2 separate regions of the Homo sapiens genome follow, and region 2 is linked to region 1. The links are chromatin loops, found by intact Hi-C in ENCODE. Cell type or tissue: endothelial cell of umbilical vein. All regions are shown on one strand. Each heading gives the region's core, and the rest is flanking DNA. Links, peaks and the distances in the headings are about the cores only. Region 1 has its middle 21 kb from the start of SLC44A5. Region 2 overlaps SLC44A5 (solute carrier family 44 member 5).

What was found. A loop is a pair of places that touch in the nucleus more often than their neighbours do. Peaks named below come from ENCODE experiments on the same cell type or tissue, not always from the same donor. Only the 100,000 strongest peaks of a DNase experiment are listed, where the experiment ranks them.
Region 2: a loop joins it to region 1, with 13 times the contacts of the local background. A loop is called at or near these places in 20 of 110 quality-filtered maps.

The regions. Positions count from the first base shown.
Region 1 is chr1:75,627,077-75,637,818 of GRCh38, reverse strand. It overlaps a transcript of SLC44A5 not described here. Among named protein-coding and RNA genes, the nearest start is that of SLC44A5, 21 kb to the right of the region's middle. In endothelial cell of umbilical vein, for the core only: a CTCF peak has its summit at 5,262 (motif pointing right); a DNase peak (open chromatin) is centred at 5,268.
Region 2 is chr1:75,227,674-75,238,415 of GRCh38, reverse strand. SLC44A5 (solute carrier family 44 member 5) reads left to right here. Exons shown (of 24, transcript NM_001130058.2): 11 at 1,346-1,429; 12 at 4,318-4,430; 13 at 10,559-10,690. Among named protein-coding and RNA genes, the nearest start is that of LHX8, 99 kb to the right of the region's middle. In endothelial cell of umbilical vein, for the core only: a CTCF peak has its summit at 4,903 (motif pointing left); DNase peaks (open chromatin) are centred at 4,895, 6,065 and 6,445.

The DNA.
Region 1 (10,742 bases), core at 1,488-9,487:
TTTCAATTCTTATAAATTTTCCCAATAAAATATTTTTTAATTTGTCTTCTCCACTCCCCCAGTTTGACCCGGAATTGATAAACTTTAAATACAATGAAGATATGTTTATCAGAAAAATATTTTACTCTGCTTAATTTCTTAATGTAATAAAATATATATCACCAAAAATATTGTCATTTTAAACATTTTTCAGTTGCAATTCAGTGTCATTAACTAAATTCACAGTGTTGTACAACCATACCATTATTTCCAAACACTCTTCATCACCCAGACAGAAACTCTGTACCCATTAAGCAATAACTCTCCATTCCTCACTTCCACTAGCCCCTGGTAACCTCTACGCTACTTCTTCTCTCTATGACTTTGACTATTCTAGATACTTAATGTAAGTGCAATTTTTGTCCTTTTGGGTCTGGCTTATTTCACTTAGTATAATGTTTTTTGAGGTTCATCAGTGTTGTGGCATGTATCAGGATCATTTCTTTTTATGGCTGAATTATATCCCATAGCATGTATAGACCACATTTTGCTTATCCACTCATATATTGATGGATGTTTGGGTTGTTTCCACCTTTTGGCTACTGTGAATAGTGCTGCAATGAACATTTTTGTGCAAGTATTGGTGTGAGTTTTTGTTTTTAATTATTTTGAATATATACTGAGGAATGGAGTTGCTGGCTCCTATGAACTGTTTCAGTTTCTAAATCTAAATTAGTTAAAATTATGTTAAATTAAAAATTCAGTCCCTTAGTTATGCTAGCCATATTTCGAGAACTCTTTAGTCACATACAGCTAATGATTACCATATTGGTCAGTGCAGGTCTGGATTAATAATTTGATGAATATCTTTATAATAAATCTACTAATTGTGCCCATTTTCTCTACTGCTCAAATAAGCCTTGTTCTTCCTGCTTTTGTGCTTTGGTTTACCTTTCCTGAGGTCATACTTCTTTTTGCCTGGGATATCTACCTATTCTCTATTTTCTTTTATAGAAATGTTATCTGTTTCAGAAAGTATTCTTTATTACTGCAGCTCACACTGATCATTCCTACTCATAAACTGTCAAAGCATTTGTTAACTTTATTATTTCCATGACATTTACTTGCATTATACTGTAGTTATTTATTTCTTTGTTTCTTATCTGGATTAAAATTCCTTATTGGCAAAGCTAATAATAAAAACAAGAACTACATCAGCAAAACAAAACTAGTCATTTATTAAATGATTGCAGTTCCTCAGGCACAGTGTTGTTTTATACACTCCATTTCATTTACTTCTTAAAACAGAAAGGAAGTAGTATTATCTGAATTCTAAATCAGGATTTTGGGTTTACAGGCTAAGTATCATGTTTAAATCCCTATATCTAGCAAATGGTAGAGTCAGAATTCAAACTCAGGTATGTCAGATGCTCTTACAAGTCTGCTTATACTTTATAAATATTACTTTGGGAAATCTTTATAAATAATATTATCTAACATTTACTTATTGTTTACTCTGTGCCAGATCTTATTGTAAGTGCTTTTCTTGTATATAATATCTTAATTCTTATAACAGTCTTAGGAAGTGTGAGCTGTAATCACCATCATTTTATATATATGATAACAGTTCAGAAAAGTTAAGTTTCACAAGCCAGACACAAAAAGCCTAACATCGCATGTTCTCACTCATACGTGGAAGCTAAAAAATGTGTAAACATGGATGTAGAGAGTGAAATGATAGGCAAAGGAGACTCCGAGGGGTGAATGGGTGGGTGTGGCAGGGGTGCATGATGAGGAATTACTTAATGGGGAAAATGTATGTTATTCAGGTGATGGATACCCTGAAGCCTTGACGTTACAATTACACGATCTATGAATGTAACAAATTTACACTTGTACCCCATAAATTTAAACAAGTTAAAAATAAATACATAAATAATCCCTCCCCAAAGTTAAGTTTCATACCTATTAAATGGCAGAGTCAAGATTTGGACTGAGTGTAAATCAGAGCTTGCATTTTTTTTTTATTATTATTATACTTTAAGTTTTAGGGTACATGTGCACAATGTGCAGGTTAGTTACATATGTATACATGTGCCATGCTGGTGTGATGCACCCATTAACTCGTCATTTAGCATTAGGTGTATCTCCTAATGCTATTCCTCCCCCCCTCCCCCCACCCCACAACAGTCCCCAGAGTGTGATGTTCCCCTTCCTGTGTCCATGTGTTCTCATTGTTCAATTCCCACCTATGAGTGAGAACATGCGGTGTTTGGTTATTTGTCCTTGCAATAGTTTACTGAGAATGATTTCCAATTTCATCCATGTCCCTACAAAGGACATGAACTCATCATTTTTTATGGCTGCATAGTATTCCATGGTGTATATGTGCCACATTTTCTTAATCCAGTCTATCATTGTTGGACATTTGGGTTGATTTCAAGTCTTTGCTATTGTGAATAGTGCCACAATAAACATACGTGTGCATGTGTCTTTATAGCATCATGATTTATAGTCCTTTGGGTATATACCCAGTAATGGGATGGCTGGGTCAAATGGTATTTCTAGTTCTAGATCCCCGAGGAATCGCCACACTGACTTCCACAATGGTTGAACTAGTTTACAGTCCCACCAACAGTGTAAAAGTGTTCCTATTTCTCCACATCCTCTCCAGCACCTGTTGTTTCCTGACTTTTTAATGATTGCCATTCTAACTAGTGTGAGATGGTATCTCATTGTGGTTTTGATTTGCATTTCTCTGATGGCCAGTGATGGTGAGCATTTTTTCATGTGTCTGTTGGCTGCATAAATGTCTTCTTTTGAGAAATGTCTGTTCATATCCTTCGCCCACTTTTTGATGGGGTTGTTTGTTTTTTTCTTGTAAATGTGTTTGAGTTCATTGTAGATTCTAGATATTAGCCCTTTGTCAGATGAGTAAGTTGCGAAAATTTTCTCCCACTTTGTAGGTTGCCTGTTCACTCTGATGGTAGTTTCTTTTGCTGTGCAGAAGCTCTTTAATTAGATCCCATTTATCAATTTTGTCTTTTGTTGCCATTGCTTTTGGTGTTTTAGACATGAAGTCCTTGCCCATGCCTATGTCCTGAATGGTAATGCCTAGGTTTTCTTCTAGGGTTTTTATGGTTTTAGGTCTAACATTTAAGTCTTTAATCCATCTTGAATTCATTTTTGTATAAGGTGTAAGGAAGGGATCCAGTTTCAGCTTTCTACATATGTCTAGCCAGTTTTCCCAGCACCATTTATTAAATAGGGAATCCTTTCCCCATTGCTTGTTTTTCTCAGGTTTGTCAAAGATCAGATAGTTGTAGATATGCGGCGTTATTTCTGAGGGCTCTGTTCTGTTCCATTGATCTATATCTCTGTTTTGGTACCAGTACCATGCTGTTTTGGTTACTGTAGCCTTGTAGTATAGTTTGAAGTCAGGTAGCGTGATGCCTCCAGCTTAATAGCTTACCAACCAAAAAGAGTCCAGGACCAGTTGGATTCACAGCCGAATTCTACCAGAGGTACAAGGAGGAACTGGTACCATTCCTTCTGAAACTATTCCAATCAATAGAAAAAGAGGGAATCCTCCCTAACTCATTTGAGGAGGCCAGCATCATCCTGATACCAAAGCCGGGCAGAGACACAACCAAAAAAGAGAATTTTAGACCAATATCCTTGATGAACATTGATGCAAAAATACTCCATAAAATACTGGCAAAGCGAATCCAGCAGCACATCAAAAAGCTTATCCACCATGATCAACTGGGCTTCATCCCTGGGATGCAAGGCTGGTTCAATATACGCAAATCAATAAATGTAATCCAGCATATAAACAGAACCAAAGACAAAAACCACATGATTATCTCAATAGATGCAGAAAAGGCCTTTGACAAAATTCAACAATGCTTCATGCTAAGAACTCTCAATAAATTAGGTATTGATGGGACATATCTCAAAATAATAAGAGCTATCTGTGACAAACCCACAGCCAATATCATACTGAATGGGCAAAGACTGGAAGCATTCCCTTTGAAAACTGGCACAAGACAGGGATGCCCTCTCTCACCACTCCTATTCAACATAGTGTTGGAAGTTCTGGCCAGGGCAATTAGGCAGGAGAAGGAAATAAAGGGTATTCAATTAGGAAAAGAGGAAGTCAAATTGTCCCTGTTTGCAGATGACATGATTGTATATCTAGAAAACCCCATTGTCTCAGCCCAAAATCTCCTTAAGCTGATAGGCAACTTCAGCAAAGTCTCAGGATACAAAATCAATGTGCAAAAATCACAAGCATTCTTATACACCAATAACAGACATACAGAGAGCCAAATCATGAGTAAACTCCCATTCGCAATTGCTTCAAAGAGAATAAAATACCTAGGAATCCACTTTACAAGGGACATGAAGGACCTCTTCAAGGAGAACTACAAACCACTGCTCAATGAAATAAAAGAGGATACAAAGAAATGGAAGAACATTCCATGCTCATGGGTAGGAAGAATCAATGTCGTGAAAATGGCCATACTGCCCAAGGTAATTTATAGATGCAATGCCATCCCCATCAAGCTACGAATGCCTTTCTTCACAGAATTGGAAAAAACTACTTTAAAGTTCATATGGAACCAAAAAAGAGCCCGCATCGCCAAGCCAATCCTAAGCCAAAAGAACAAAGAGCTTGCATTTTAAGTAATCATATTATTTATAAACTTTATTCAACAAACATTTGTTGAGTAATTACTATGTCCCAGACACCATGCTGAATACTAGGGATTTAAAGATGAATAGATCAGAGTGTGTGTATAGCTTTTCCAGTTTAGCCTGCTAAAATGAACAAACAAGAAATATTTGTCATTGGTATAAAAGTTATTAATCACAACTACTACCAGCACCACCAAATAATAATGAGGGCTTGCTGTTTTCGGGAACTGTTTTAAGTGTTTTGCAGACACTAATTGATTTAGCCTCACAGCAACTTTTAAAGATCACCATTATTATTGTTGTTTTTATTTTTTAGATCAGAAACTGATCAGCAGAGATGTTAGGTAACTTGTCTGAGCCAGAAGCAGAAGGACTAACTTATGAACATAAGCAATTTGGCTCTAGAACTCAAGTGCTCAAATATTCCCTGTGGGTAATAGAGTCTTAGTTTTTCTGGAGCGTGAACAAGTGCCATTATATAGAACACATTTAAACCTGACTCTTGAAAAACAATTTCAGGAGCATGGAAAAACAGGAATGATAGTCATTCTGCAATGAGATTTTAAAAGGTGCAGTTTCTAGAATGGTCAGCAGAGGGTGAAGGGAGGCAGCATTTGTAAGATGCCACTTCATTACAATGGAGTAAACTGTGTGGAACTGATCATCTCTAAAGTTCTCTCTTGCTCTAACATTTCAGGATGATCCTTGTTTGAATTATTTTTAGTTTAATGTTACACAACACAAGCAAAAAAAAAAAGAAGTAGCTCCTTCTGAAATACATATAGCTGAGATGATTTTTTTATCTGAGTTAGCACAGCATTTGTTTCAATATTTATTGAATATTTTATAAGAATGTCTCTAAAGAAGTAAGTATAAGATGATCCATAAAGAGCTCAAGTCTGTACTGAAGAGGCAAGGTAAAGAAAAATTTACATGATGACATAAGCATCATATGAACAAAGTTTCAGAGTTCAGAGACACGGAGAAAATAATGGGGCTGAAATAGAAGGGAATTCTTCATGGAAAAGGTAGCCTTATCCAGGACTGAAGGGTGGGTAATATGTGCACAGGAAGGGAAAAGTTGGCTTCTCCTTAAAATTAAATTTCCCAAGTGCTTATGATTTGTCGTCAGTGACTCCAGGCACTGCAGAGAAAATAAGGATGAGTGATACTGTCCAGGCAGGGTGGCTCATCCATGTAATCCAGCACTTTGGGAGGCCAAGGCTGGCAGATTGTTTGAGCTCAGGAGCTTGAGGCCAGCCTGGGCAACATGGCAAAAACTCTACAAAAAATACAAAAATTGGCTGGGCGCAGTGGCTCATGTCTGTAATCCCAGCGCTTTGGGGGGCCAAGGCAGGTGGATCACCTGAGGTCAGGAGTTCAAGACTGGCCTGGCCAACATGGTGAAACGCCGTCTCTACTAAAAATACAAAAATTAGCTGGGCGCAGTGGAGTGTGCCTGTAATCCCAGCTACTCGGGAGGCTGAGGCAGGAGAATCGGGAGGCAGAGTTTACAGTGAGCTGAGATTGCGACATTGCACTCCAGCCTGGGTGACAGAGCAAAACTCTGTCTCAAAAAAAAAAAAAAAAAAAAAAAAATTAGCCAGGTGTGGTTGTGCATGCCTATAGTCCCAGCTACTTGGGAGACAGAAGTGAGAGGATGGCTTGAGCCCAGGAGGTGGAGGTTGCAGTGAGATGAGATTAGGCTGCTGCACTCCAGTCTAAGTGACAGAGTGAGACCCTGTCTCCAAAAAAAGGAGTGATATTGTCTCTGTCTTAGGGAAGTCACAGATACCCTAGCAGTAATAATACAAGAAAGGATATGGTAGACAACAAGATGCACTGTTGGAAAAGTTAACAACAAAACAATATGTTTCCCATTCTAAAGAGAGGAACCAGACCATTCATGTTGAACTTTCAAAGGTCAAGGTTCTAAACTAGTTCTGCCAGCTGCAGTGATTCACTCCTCTCTAGTCTACATAAGAAGTTGAGGTTGAAGAGAAAGAGATTTATTTGGTGAGAAATTGACAGTGTTTTACATTTCACCCACCTTAAGTACCAGCCTCTGATGGAGAAGTGGATGTATTTTTTGATGGTACAAATACCCTAAATAGACACTGCAGAGCATGCTCGGAGAAGTGGAAATTGCCTCAGTGCTGGCACAGCAAGAATTTCAGACCCTGAAGAATATGGCTCCCCGGATAGGCGACTTAATGCCTTCTGTTGGTGTTCTAAGTTGTTTCTGAGTATTGACATAGTTGGGGACCTGAAAGACAGCGAGTCCATGTCTTTCTCTGACCTGGAAAATTGGGCAGTTGCCAATTCCTCTGAACCTCAGGTGAGCTTCTGTGAAATACACTTAAAGCATGGGGAGTTGCATCCACTGATCTCTTCTTATTTTATTTTTATCAATGACGGTTTATTTACTCTTTGGGAGTAAACAGGTAAAAACAACCTTCTGTAGAAGCCAAGTTGTCTTTTCACCTGTCCTTGAATTTGGACCAGTCAGATAGCCCAGTAATAGTAATAATAATAATAATAATAGTGAAAAAAGGCAGAATGTGGTAGATGCAGAATCCTCTCTCCTAAGGTTAAGGAGAGGCTTTTCTAGAGGACCACTTGGAAAGCTTTTGCATGTCTCCAGGAACTTGAGCATCTTACCAGTGAATATTCTAAAGCTGAGATGCTGTAGCTGGAACTGCCCAGTCTGGCGGCTGAACACGCAGGTGGCTGCTTTGTGACTGAGCTGTACTTCTTCATGTGGCAGGCTAATGGTGAATGTTTCTGAGACTTGATAAGGACCCTATGGAAATGATTGTAACCAAGAGTACTTGCCTGAAGGACAGGAACTGAGAGGTGGACCCCAGAAATCCAGCAGGCAGACAGAAAAGAGGCAGACAAGCCAATTGCCTGGGATTGATGAGAAACCCACAAAGGCACCCTACAGAGTCAGCTATTGTATTTCTGCCACCCAGAGGGCCCTGCGGGTAGATTACAACTGTAGCTGTCACAAAAGCTGTGCTGCATTTCCCCAACTCTTACCCTCCTCCCCACAGATATCAGAAACAATGACTAGCAAATTGGGGGGATGGAGCTAGAAAAAGAAAAGCTAATTTAACTCCTACTTACATAGGCTGGGGATAGAAGAAATTTAAATTTGAGTTTTGAGTTTGAAATTATATTCAATGGAGATATATCTTGTGCTTTCTAACTTGCTTTTAATGGTGTTGTGTGGTTCTCAGTTTGTTTTCTCAGCTTTGCGTTCTTCCCTTTCATCTTCAATACTGTTTTACACCTCATTTCTTTAAAAATTGATTTTATGTTCTCATTAACTTTTATATCATGAAGCACTGGCTGGAAATTATTTCTTTGTGAAGTTCTGCTTACTTCCAGCATGGTTTTTCATCTGTATTTGTATCCTTCTTTCTCATATGTATTTATTTTTGCTGATAATGTGTTTGCAAAGTTATTGTGTCCCTTCTTTTTATCTTTTAAAATACAGCAGTTTTGTTTAGGCCTTCTCTTCGCTGTGCTATAGTGTGAGTGAATTCCACTTGCTTTTCTATTACCTTAGATTCAAGGAGGAAGAAAGAGCTCAACTGTGGCTGTGTACAGTTGGAGGAGGATCCACACTCTACTCTCTTCTGAAATTTTAGTAAATGTTTTCTGTGCTAAAATCTTAATCTATTGGAGTTTATATTCATTACACTGAGAAGTATTCTTGGGCTTTGGATTATTTCTTCTAATCAACATGGAGCCCAGATTCTTTGTTTGCTTTAAAGAAAGTAATCTGGAATTTGGTTTTGTTTGTTGAGTTCTCTATTTCAATGTCATTAGCTTGTTTTATGTTTCCCTTTCCATATTTGCCCATTTCTCCCCAGTAGCAATTTCTCTTCCTCCCAAGCTCCTCTCTCTTATCTTCTGGGAAAAAAATAAACAACATAGGAAGTACATGTAGGTTACTTCCCTTCAGGCACTACACATGCTTCTTCTCCACTTTCCCTCCCTTAGAGACTCTTGTCCTAATTATTTTCTATTTTTTTCTTCCTTTCTGCTATATCACTATTTATTGTTGGAGATAATTAACTATGGGTGTTTATGATTGTTCTGCCATCATCCTCTCCTTTTTCACCCAGCTGGAAGATGCCAAAAGGGAGATTTCCAATAGTTCCCTTTTCTGGTAGAACATGCAACTAGTTGAGATGGGACTTTTCCCCCCTTGCAAAATTCTTTGTCTCCTCTAAGGGTTACTCATATTTCATCTAAAGCTACCTTTCCCATGTTATAGTGTAGGAGTAGGTGGTTATACTTTTCAGAGTTTTGTTTGCTCACCTTCCCTACAAAGTGCTTGTTTGGAGGATGACATTAAGAGGTTTGCCATACTGTTCTAAGCTTTATTCTGTAAATTCTTGAAAACTTCTTTGTGTCTTTCTTTGATGGCTACAATTTTTTGAATGTTATGACATGAACCTTTCTCTTGTTTGAATGCTATTTACTTTTTTTGCTGCTTTAGTTTTTCCCATTTGCTATTCATATAATTAAGTTATATGGGAAGGATATTTTTAAATATTTGGCTGAAATCCAATATCGAAACCTTAAACTCTCTTATTGCCATTTGTCAGTTGTAGAAATTAAAGGTCATAATGTTTAAGTGATTTGCTTGAAACACAGCTTATGGAAGAAAGAGGCAAGGTAGAGGCATGATTTGAATCTAGACCTGTCTTTTACCCTGTAATCAATATTCTATTCTGTAATCAATGAAAAGTAGACAGGATTTTTAAATAGGTGACTGATGAAATGAAACATTCATTTTAGGTTTGGGAACTAGCATGTGGTCTGATACAGATATGTGAAATCAATTTGCAGAGAGGGAACTATGAAAGCAGTGAAACAAATTGGGAAGGTTTTATAAAATCAGATATAAAGCAATGAGAGCCTGAGGCAGAGGGAAACTTCTTTCATATCCTAAAGTTTTGAATTTGGTAATTAGAATCTTTTTCTGCATAGGTTTCTAGGGTGCCATCACTCTGCCTATCACCTACTCAAACTTGTAAGAATTTTGTAAAATTAGGAAGCTGTGGGTTAGAAGGCAAGGCACAGACTAGCTTCTAGTCATTTATTTCGCCACGTACTAGCTGTAAGACCTATGTTAAATCATTTCAACTTGCTGGGCCTCAGTTTCCTTAGGTTTAAACTGAGAAAACTGAATTAGATGGACTATAAATTCTCTTTCAACTCATACTAGATGCTCAAGAAAAGCTGAATGAATGAATCAATTAATAATATTCCAAAGAATAAAGGAAGAGTTTCCTTTCCTGTGCAAATGGGAAAACTTAGAATCTGTCAAATGAAGAAAAAAAAGAGATTTGGGTTATTAACAGCTCTTCAATTAAAAAGTATTTATTAAATATCTATTATATACGAATTTCCCTTCTTCTTTAATTTTTATTTTTAATAGAGATGTGGTCTTGCTCTGTTGGTCAGGCTGGAGTGGGTGACATGATCATAATTCACTCTAGCTTCGTACTCCTGGTTTCAAGCAATCCTCCTGCCACAGCCTTCTAAGTAGCTGGGACTACAGGTGTGTGCCACCGTGCCTGGATATTTAAAAAAAAATTTTTTTGTACAGACAAGGTCTCGCTATGTTGCCTAGGCTGGGTCTTGAACTCCTGGCCTCAAATGATCCTCCCACCTTGGCCTCCTAAAGTGCTAGAATTACAGGAGAGCCACCACTCTTAGTCCCTTTCTTCATTGTAACTTGACATTCAGGGGCTCCCTAATCTGATCCCAAAATACTATTGCAACCCTATCCCCTACTGCTCTTGTTAAGGATTACTTACCACTGAACTAGGAACTAAGTTCCTATTATAATGACTAAGACAAAATCTCAACCCAAACAGACCTTCTAGTTTGACAGAGACAGACATCCACACAGATAATCAAGATATAATGTAAATGAAATAAATCTTAATGATAAAGGTATAACCGACATGTTACGGTAATACACAAAGGGAACCATTACTTCTCAGAAAATGAGTACCATTTATGACTCAAGGGATGAC
Region 2 (10,742 bases), core at 1,490-9,489, 400 kb after region 1:
ACATATATATATATATATATATATATATATGAAATATACGTGTTACTGTGAATTGAAGAGCTTGATACATATTCATTAAGAAGAACATGTAAGGGAGAACCCAGAATCATTTAGAAAGAATAATGATGCTTTTTTCTGTTGCCCAGGCTGCAGAGCAGTGGGGCCATATCTCAGCTCACTGCAACCTCCACCTTCCCGGTTCAAGCAATTCTCCTTCCCCAGCCTCCTGACTAGCTGGGATTTAAAAAAAAAAAAAGGAAAATAAAAGAAAGAAAGAATAATGATGCTTTTCAAAATGGTTAAATCTTTCATTATCAACAGGTATAGAAGTGTGACATAAAGAAATGTATTGGTGGCATATCAAATTTCTATGTACTAAGTATAATGCAGTAAATTCCCCACGTCCCTTGGCTCTACACACATGGTGCTCCATGTTACTGGAAAATATATTTCCCTGTGTGCACGCATACACACATGTGCACAAACATAAATGTGTACAGCATATCGCTGCATTGCTCAGTTGTTGAATTATAGATAAAAAAGATATTCTAAAAATTTATTTATCTTAAAAGACTTTAGGAGTATAATTAGTACAGTGTAGTTCCTGCAGATTTAGAATACAATAGCAGCTTGCATGATTTTCAGAAATATAAATCTGTGTAAAAGAAGTCTCAAAATAATGATACAAATATGATTTCTTTGATATAAAAGTCAAAAACAAGCAGAGTTAAATTTATTTCCCTGTGATGCATATATAATTAGTAAAATGAAAAAGAAAACTTAGGAATTATCACAAAAGTCAGAATAGTGGTTACTTTGAGGAAGGGAGAGGTGTTGCAATTGGGGCACATGAAGAAGGGGTTGACAATGTTGTAGTTACATAAATGTGTTCACTTTGATAATTCCTCAAATTGGACAGTGATGATTGTGAAATTTCTAGTATGTGTTCCATCATGCCTTACTGTCAGGATTAGGAAGAGGAATTAAAGATCATGTTCATTCTTGACTATGGGTTTTGCAAATTAAAAGCTAATCTTATCATTTAAATTCATTTCTTACAGTGAGGTTTCTGCAATATTGAGGGAATGTTGCATACAGTGGAAAAGGATTTGTTCACCGTTCTTGAAAACCATGTTCTCTCTGCGTGCAGCTATAGCTACCTTTGCAGGTTTACTGAAGTGACATTTTATGTATTATTGTGGCTAGGAAAACAGTCACTACTGATAGATGGTTTCTGAAAACATGCTTTCAACAGCACCTTGCAGAATCCCTTTTATCATAAAAAGAACATTTCTGTTTAGTGGTCATCAAAAAATAATTGATTTTTTCCCTTCTTTCAATGCAGTGGTATCAATAAACTTCTTGATGCAAAGTCACTTGGATTGAAAGTGTTTGAAGACTATGCAAGAACTTGGTATTGGATTCTCATGTAAGTGAAAACACATAGATGTTTCTTCTCCAGCCCCATTCTGATTTTATCTTTGTAGAACTCTTTCTTCAAATTTTATATTTTTATTCATGAATAAAAGAAATGTACTGGTGGCATAACAAATTTCACTCAGATGTCAGTTCCTGCCATTTTCTTTTTCAGGTGAGGTGAGACAGGGAAAAGATATTTGGAAATATGCCCACTGTTGGCAGAGTGTAAATTTTAATTTTATTCACTAAAGTACTAATAAAAGTACCTATGAATATATACTTCAAGTCACATGGAGCAATATCTGCAGGACTTCTGTATCTGTAATACTCGTGTGCTTCTCATCACATGCTACTGTGGAGGCAGGATTGTTTCTCAGATTCTTTTTTCTAATTCGTCCCTCCCTTGACTTTAAAAGGATCGTTCCTATTTTTCAACACATCCCTTCCACGTAATGATTGGTATTCATCATAACCAGAAGTCATTGTAGTTATGAAAGCTACATAGCTACATATGCGATACATAAATATATATGTATAGATAACAAGGAGGAGGAGATGTAACATTTTCAGGCATAAGAGTTGCATTCCTAGAAAGTTAAGGAAATGTAGTCACTGGACTGGAATGGGTAAATGTGTGACCCATTTAAGACTGTCATTACTGTCTGGCTCTTTTGTCACCCTCCAGTGCTTAAAAGCTCCCATGGTTCCCTAATGGTCAAAGACTAAAATTAAAACTTTTTCAGTTACTTCTAAGGCCCTTTAAAACCTAGCCCAATTTAGTTTCTCAGATTCATCTCCACCCAAGTTTCTTGGTTAACACTATATTCTAAACATATCAAATAATGTGCCCATCCCTAGACTATCAAATCCTGTAAATTTGCACATTCTGTTTCCTTTCCTGGTACTGAGTCCTGGACAACTGCACCTCCTTTTTAAAAATCAGCTTTAGTATCATTTATAACCTTTATTATCTTCCCCAGATGTAATTACTTACTTCTTCTTATGTGTTCCTCATACCCATCATGTGTGTACATGTGTGTGTTTACACACCTATAAATACACACACATACTTATCTTCCATATAGCACCTACCATTCTGTGTTTTATTTACCTGGCCCTTTCCCTCTGATAAAGTATGAACTTTTTACAATAGTAACTATGTCTAACTCATCTTTGTTTTCCTAACTTCTATATGGGTCCTTGAATGTAGCAGCACAAAAAAAATGTGGTTCAGGGAAGAGTACGAAAAACACTAGTGGAGCAAGATAGATGCATGTAACTATATGATGCATAATAAAGTCTAAGTTGTATTTTGTGTGAGATACTAGTGTGTGGTGTTTAGAGCTGTAAAATTAGATCACTTTATGAGATTTTACTCATTTTGATGCTTTGTCCTAAACAATTACAGTAATTACTGTTAGTATGTTAGGATTTATCTCCAGCAGAGATTGTAGTCTATTCTCGACAGTATTTAAATTGATTCTCCTATTGTCAGACCCAAATGTCACTAGATAATTTCCACGCTTCTTCTTCATTTGGCTTTTTCACACCTACCTGAACAAGTGTACATTATGATAGATTATCCTGCCTACCTCACCCCCAAAACACACAATGAAACCCTCTCCACCCAGGCACCACTCATAAGAGTAAAACATGAACATCTCCCTTTATTTTCAATTCTTCTGCTCTTATTTATTTTATAAATATAAATCTAAAGTATTGATACGCTTAAAATAGCTGTATTTTTTGTTTTTTTTCCTCTGACATTTCTGAATACTTCCCTTGGGCTAGGCCATGGAATAATCTTTCAATCATATTGAATATTTAAGCATTAAAGTGTCCGTGATTTTAAGAGGGAATGACTTCTCAAGTTAAAAGCGCAGGCTTTGCAAGACCATGATACTTCAATACTGTGTTGTCATCTATCCAGTGACAGTAATTATTGAGATTTTTTATAATAAAAAGATAACACTTGAGACAATAACTTAATAAATGTACTACACTCTGTCTGTTGCTATGTTTGGAAACTTACAGATAGCACCAGACATATCAGTTCTTAATAGAACAGTCAGCCAACTTTCCGATCTTAATGAGTTCTCTTTGAGGAAATTACATTAGAAGACTCCAATGTGACCTTAACCTGGATATATGGGAGGAAAAGAAGCTTCTCTAGTAGTTCAGTCAAGCTCTAAGAAGAAATTAAAGCTGACAGAAGATAGTCGTGCTGTTAATTGCTTGATAAAGTCACATGTCCCTGGAGACACAGAAGCCTTATCATGATTCCAAATAATGGCCCACAGATCACTGGGGAGCTGGAATAGAAGTCTGGATGACATAAGGCATCACAAACTCCTAGAGATAATTAGACCATAGTGATAATGACTACAGCATTATGGGCTCCGGGGATGGCCAGTTATTTTTCTTATCTTTCTGCCCCAAAATGATTCTCTTACTTCTAGATAGCCATATTATAGAAGATTTCCACCAGTCACTAAGTAAATGGAACAGAACAAATTCATCATGAATACATTTCACAATTTATGACCTAGTAGATAGGTAGGAAGGGAAAAAATAAGACATGGCAACTGTCTCCAATAAATCAAAATTGTAGTTGGAGAAATTGTATTTTTCCTTGAACAATGACTGATACTAGACTTCAGTTTACCCAGGTACATGAAGATGAGTTCTGTATAAAGTCCCTGATGATCCTATTCTTTCATATGAAAGTCTTAATGGAAATCATTGTTTACACTTTTTAACATTATTAATGTTTCTATAGCCAGGTAAAATAAAAGAATTTAAGAATAATTTTGAATAGAAAAAAAGTTTTGTCTTGATGTTTGTAATATGCTGTGTTTAGCACACTTGACCACTGTGTTTGTTGTGGGTTTTTTCTAGTGGCCTGACGATTGCCATGGTCCTTAGTTGGATATTTTTGATACTTCTGAGGTTCATAGCTGGATGCCTCTTCTGGGTCTTCATGATTGGTGTGATTGGAATTATAGGTTATGGTAGGTATCACTCCTCTTCAAATTATCAAATATCAGAATAATCCTTTTATTTTCAATCGCTGTTATCAGTTACCAGAAAGCATTTGTTTTCAGTGGATCTAATTATTCTTTACCCTCAAAAAAGCTTTAAACTTAGAAAAAATATTTCATTTTGCATATATTGTCTCTGTAACTTTTTCTTCCTGTATCTTTGGGGAAAAAATGCTGTCAGAACATTTTACTCTTTTCCCTACCAGCCTTTGGTCTCCTGCCTCATGGATACTAAGAAGGAGGTAAAAAGAAATCCTTTTAGATTAATGAAAAACATTTCAGACAACTTCTTTTATTTCTTTAACGTTTCTATCCGATCAAAGGCCAGGTCCGAAAAGTTACAGAAGTGTGATCTATTTTTCTCTTTCAACTTAGTACGTTTAATCCAGGTGCTGTCACACCGTTTAATAATTGGTACTCCACAATGAAGCATTGCCCTCTAGAGGCAAGTATTCCGAATTACACTTTTGTATGGAGAATTACAGTACTGTCTGTGGGAGCTAAATAATGTGTGGGAGCTAAATAATGTGTGGGAGCTAAATAATGAGTACACGTGGACGTAGAGTGTGGAGTAATAGACAGTGGGAACGTGGAAGGGTTGACGACTGGAAGGGGGTGGATAATGAAAAATTATTTAATGGATACAATGCATGTCATTCAGGTGATGGATACACTAAGAGCCACTATGCAATATATACATATAACACAATTATATGCGTACCCCATAAATTTATACAAATACAATTTTTAAAATCAAGGTTGAAATCTAATCACAAACTTGATCCCCCCAAAACAATACATATCAGGTATAATGTGAGCTCTACATATGAATTAAAGTGTCTCACGTGGAACAGTATATACCACCTGTGGAAGCTTCCTTTCAGTCTTCTAAAAAAGGTATGAGCCAATATATTATATGAATGTTTGAGATGTTTCTATTTAAAAGAATGATTTCCCCTACGGCACCATTTGGACTGACAACAGTTTTATGGTAGTAGACATCAAAAATAACAATCTCTTATTTCTGTCATTCAATGAAGAAGAGCTTTGCACATATAAGAATGCAGTTGAATCTGCAGGTTGTATAGTTAGCCTGTGTTCTAATCCAGCTCCATAACATACAACTGGGTAACTTTGGAAGTTTGTTGGTGGTTAAAAGACCTGGTATTCTCGTCTATAATATCAGCATAATAATGGTATCTTCATCTCAGAGGATCTTAAGGATTAAATGAGACAATGAATATAAAGCTCTTAGAGCAGTACCTGGAACACAGCTGACAATCAGTATGCATTGGGTTATTGTTATTACCCTCCTCATTATCTCCAATGAGTTTTTAGTAAATCATTTGGACTTCTCAGGTGTTCCCTATCTGCTCCTGCTGTACGGCTCCTCTTGCATCCCACCTGAGCTTCTTATTGAGCACAGCCAGGTAACAAATAAGAGGTGGATCAGTCTGGTCCAGGAACACAAGAACTTTCATGCCCTAATCAGAAACTGCAAAAAAAAAAGTTGTTTAAACATCTTGTTTTTGTGTTCCTGCTTGGAGCTTAAAATAAACTCTGCCCTTTGCCACTGGAGAGTCTGGGCTTGTGATTCAATCACTCTTGCATTGTCATCAGGAAGGAAAGGGCAGTAAAGTCTGCTATTGACTTAACTGATGTCTTAAGTAGCAAGAAAAATCTGAGATTGGCTGTAGTGCAGTTTTGACAATGGCAAAAAGGAGAAACATGGTCAACATATAAAAAGTGCAGGTAAAACAACTTAATTTTCGCTCCCTATTGACTCCCTAGATAGTATTAACCCAAAAATTAATGGTGTAGGAAGTAAGCTTGACAGTAATTTACTGAGGGAGGAAAGGTCCAGTTAGGTTGAGGAGTGTCAGAAAATAAGACTACATGTAACTGACCTCTGCTACTATCCTGGACAATTGACTTTCTACATATCATGAGAAACCAATTTTTTCTACTGAAATTTCCTACTGACAGCAGCCCATTTACTAGAGCAAATAACAATGTGGATGTGTCATACTGAGCAGAGAAAAAGCCAGACTGTTTGTGGGCAAGTGTTTATGAACAGCAATGGAACAATTCTCATTGGCCAGAACAGGTTAAGAGGTATACAGGAGAAGACATATAACACTTTGGTTTATGAGCATCTATTTAAGGTATGAAAAAGGCACGATCCCAGATTCATCACATATTAACTGTATGATCCTCTGCAAGCATACAGTTTTCTTTAATTCATAGGTTTCTCAATCATATAACAGGAATATGTGACTACTAAACAAAATAATGCTTATAAAGTACTTAGATTTTGCTAGCATATAGTAAATGTTCAATAAATAATGTCTATTTTTGTTGTTGCTGATATTATTGTTATTCAGGAATATTATTGAGGAAAGAGGACTTGAAGTCCAGAGATCATAATTTTTAAAAATCTAGGACAAGAGAGAGAAAGCAAAGAAAGAGAAATTGGAAAATATTGTCTAGACTTTCACATTCACTAGTAGGAGGAAAGTAAACTGTCTGAAGGGCCTTCTTGCTATGAAATCGTGACATTAAAAAGAGGATTGCGCTGTATTGTTTTATATAATACATTGTTTTGATAAACTTTAGGAAATAAAGGAAATCTCCTCCAAATGAAAAAAATAACTCATGAGCTAAAATCAAAGCGGGGAACCAAGCAGGAAGCACTGGGTAACCCATAGCAGTGCTGGGATCGGGAGACTTAGACCTGAGTTGGCAGCAGAACAGGGGATCATACCTGAAACTCCTGGAGTAAGTCTGGCATCCTAGAAATGTCTAAAATGACCCCAGTTTGTTAGTACCCTTTGACTGCCAAAATAAACAAATGTAAATCTCCTCTAGATGAAAGTTTCCTCAATTAACATCACCAGGTTTTCACAGATTCAGATCAATAAAGTCCGAGACTACCTGACCTGCAAGAAAACAGTTCTGTGTGAAAATCAGTGGATACTATAAACATGAGATTGAGGTCTCCAAGAATTCAAATATGGGAATTAATAGATATAGAACATGTAGCTGGCTGCAGTGGCTCACTCCTATAATCCTAGCACTGTGGGAGGCCGAGGCGGCCAATCACTTGAGGTGAGGAGTGGGAGGCCAACCTGGCTAACGTGGTGAAACCCTGTCTCTACTAAAAATACAAAAATTAGCTGGGCATGATGGTGCATACCTGTAGTCCCAGCTACTTGGGAGACTGAGGTGGGAGAATTGCTTGAATCTGGGAGGAGGAGGTTGCAGTGAACCGAGATCATGCCACTGCACTCCAGCCTGGGCAACAGAATAAGACTCTGTCTCAAAAGACAAAAACAAATCAAGAAAGAAAGATATAGAACATGAAATAACCATGCATGAAAGGTTTAAAGAATTAAAGATAGAATCACAGCCAGGTACAGTGGCTCACACCTGTAATCCCAGCACTTTGGGAAGCTAAGGCAGGTGGATCGCAAGGTCAAGAGATTGAGACCATCCTGGCCAACATGGTGAAACCCCGTCTCTGCTAAAAAAAATATAAAAATTAGCTGGGCATGGTAGCACACACCTGTAGTCCCAGCTACTCGGGAGGCTGAGGCACGAGAATTGCTTGAACTCAGGAGGCGGAGGTTGCAGTGAGCTGAGATTGTGCCACTGCACTCCAGCCTGGGTGACAGAGCGAGACTCTGTCTCAAAAAAAAAAAAGTGAATTCATTCATTCATGGACATGGAGTATCATTTATTAAAGGCTTGGGCAACAAAAATAAAAATCAACAAAAACGTCCAGGCATACATGAAGAAGAGCCATATAGAACTTTTCAAAATAAAAATGTTAGATTAAAAACTAATTGATAAGCTAAACAGCAAAATAGAGAATTAATGAACTGAAATATGAATCTGAAGTAATTACCAAAAATATAGCAGAATGTAACAAGGGGACAAAAATATGATTGTGTGGTTCAAAGAAATAGAAAATAGGTTGAGAAAGGCCTAACATATATCAACCATATTTGAAAGCTCTTGGCTGAGAATTTTCTAGAACCGATGAAACCATGGATCCATAGATATAGGAAGCCCTCATTATACTAAGGAGAGTAAAGGAAGAGAAATCCACATCTAGTCATACATTATTCTGTTTATTCAACAAATATCAATTGAACAGCTGCTGTGTACAGACACTATTTTAGACTCTTGATGTACAACAGTAAAGGAACAGACTAAGGTTCTTACTCTCATGATGCTCATAGCCTAAGTAATATATATCTTAGAAGGTGGTTATTGCTATGGAAAAAAGAAAAGGTAGAGCAGGTAAGGGGAGATTGAGAATGCCATGGTAGGGCAAGGAGTGAAAATGGCAGTATTAGCAGGAGGGCTCTTTTGGGGAAAATATCTAAGAAAACACTTGGAAGCAATGGAGTTAGACAGTTAAGATGAAGGAAAAGTTCCAGACAGTGGGTACAGCTGGAGCAAAGGCCTTATAACATAAGAGTGTGTTGAAGAAGTGGCTGAGAGCTTGGTGTGGATGGGTGTACTGAGTAAAGGAAAAAATAGTAGGAGATGAGGTCATAGAATTTATGAAGGGGGCAGAGCCTTACAGATTATTATAAAACCTAAGCTTTTACTCTGAATGAAACAGGGAGGCAATGTAGGGCTTTGGGTAGCAAAGAGATGAGATATAATGATTGCCCTAGTCCCTGTGTTGAGAATAGACCATGGTGAGGCAAGAGTGGAAGCAACGAGACCAGTAAGGAGATGATTGCAGAAATTTATATGCCAAATGAGAGAAACTCTTGAGGGTGGCCATACATGCTTTTATTTGTATAATAGCTGTATTTCCTGATGGATTGAATGCAGCTATGAGAGACAGAAGAAGGAGAATGATTCCACAGAAATATATGAGATGTAATACAAAAATAAAAAATAAAAAAAAGAAAACATAGTGAGCAAAGAATATAAATTAGTAAGCTTTTAGGTAAAGCTAAACAAACTTTGCCTGCATAAAATAATAATTGCTTTAGACATTGGACACTAAAATTATTATTTTATGCAGGCAAAATTTGTTTAGCTTTACCTACATGCTAACTAATTTATTTAAAATGTACATAACAAAATTATTGAGCAATAATTAGAGTGGGTGATTATTGAGTAACTAAGGTCTTGTATTTCCTTGTTAACATATTGACTCTAGGCTTATTAAAAAAAGAACAGATTTTCAAGGTAATCTATTATAAAAATAGAGTAGATTGCTCAAAAAGAGTAGAGAAGAAAAATGGAATATAAGTAAACAAACAAAAAATCATCAATTTTTAAAAGACAAGAATTGGAAGAAAAGAAGTATAGACACAAAGTAGAATACGAAAAGCAAAATTAAGAACATAGAAACAAATATAAATATATCAGTATATAAAGTATAAATATGTTAAACTCACCAATTAGAATACAGAGATTGTCAGGTCAGATTAAAATATACACATACAAATTGGAGCTATAAATTATTTATAAAAGTTATACAACATGTAAGGAAACAGAACATTTGCAAGTGAAGGGATGGAAAGAATATACTAGCAATCAATAACAAAAGAAAGTGGAAGAAGACATAATATCAGACAAAACAGATTTTAGAATGACAATGTTATGGATAAAAATGATTTAGTTCACTAAAAATATGCCAACCCTAAACTTGTTACATCTATTAAAATAACCTCAAAAATCATAGAATTGCAAGGATAAATAAATAAATGGATAATCATAAATTCGTATTAGGTATAAACCTTAGGAGGAGTTTTTGACGCATCTTTCTACTGAACAAATATATCATGATGTCTTACTGATGGACATTAAGGTCATTTCTAGTCAAAAGGACATTTAAAGCCAGATGTTGCCATAATTATCAAGACAAATACTGAAAACATTTATATCAAATACAGTAGCATGTTTAGACTATTGGATCCAAATAAAATATTTGCTGTGTAAATATGTGTCTTGCCTTTGCAGAAATTACCATGCTGATCAGTTTCATATAGATATGTATGATGAGCACATATAGCTCCTATTTCAGAAAATCATATTTTATATTATTCTGTTTTTCTTTCTTTTTCAAGGAATATGGCACTGTTACCAGCAGTACACCAATCTTCAGGAACGCCCAAGTTCTGTATTAACTATCTATGACATCGGGATTCAGACTAACATAAGCATGTACTTTGAACTGCAACAAACATGGTTCACATTTAGTGAGTATTTTAAAAACTGGTTTCATTAAAATTGTAATAATGAGAAAATATC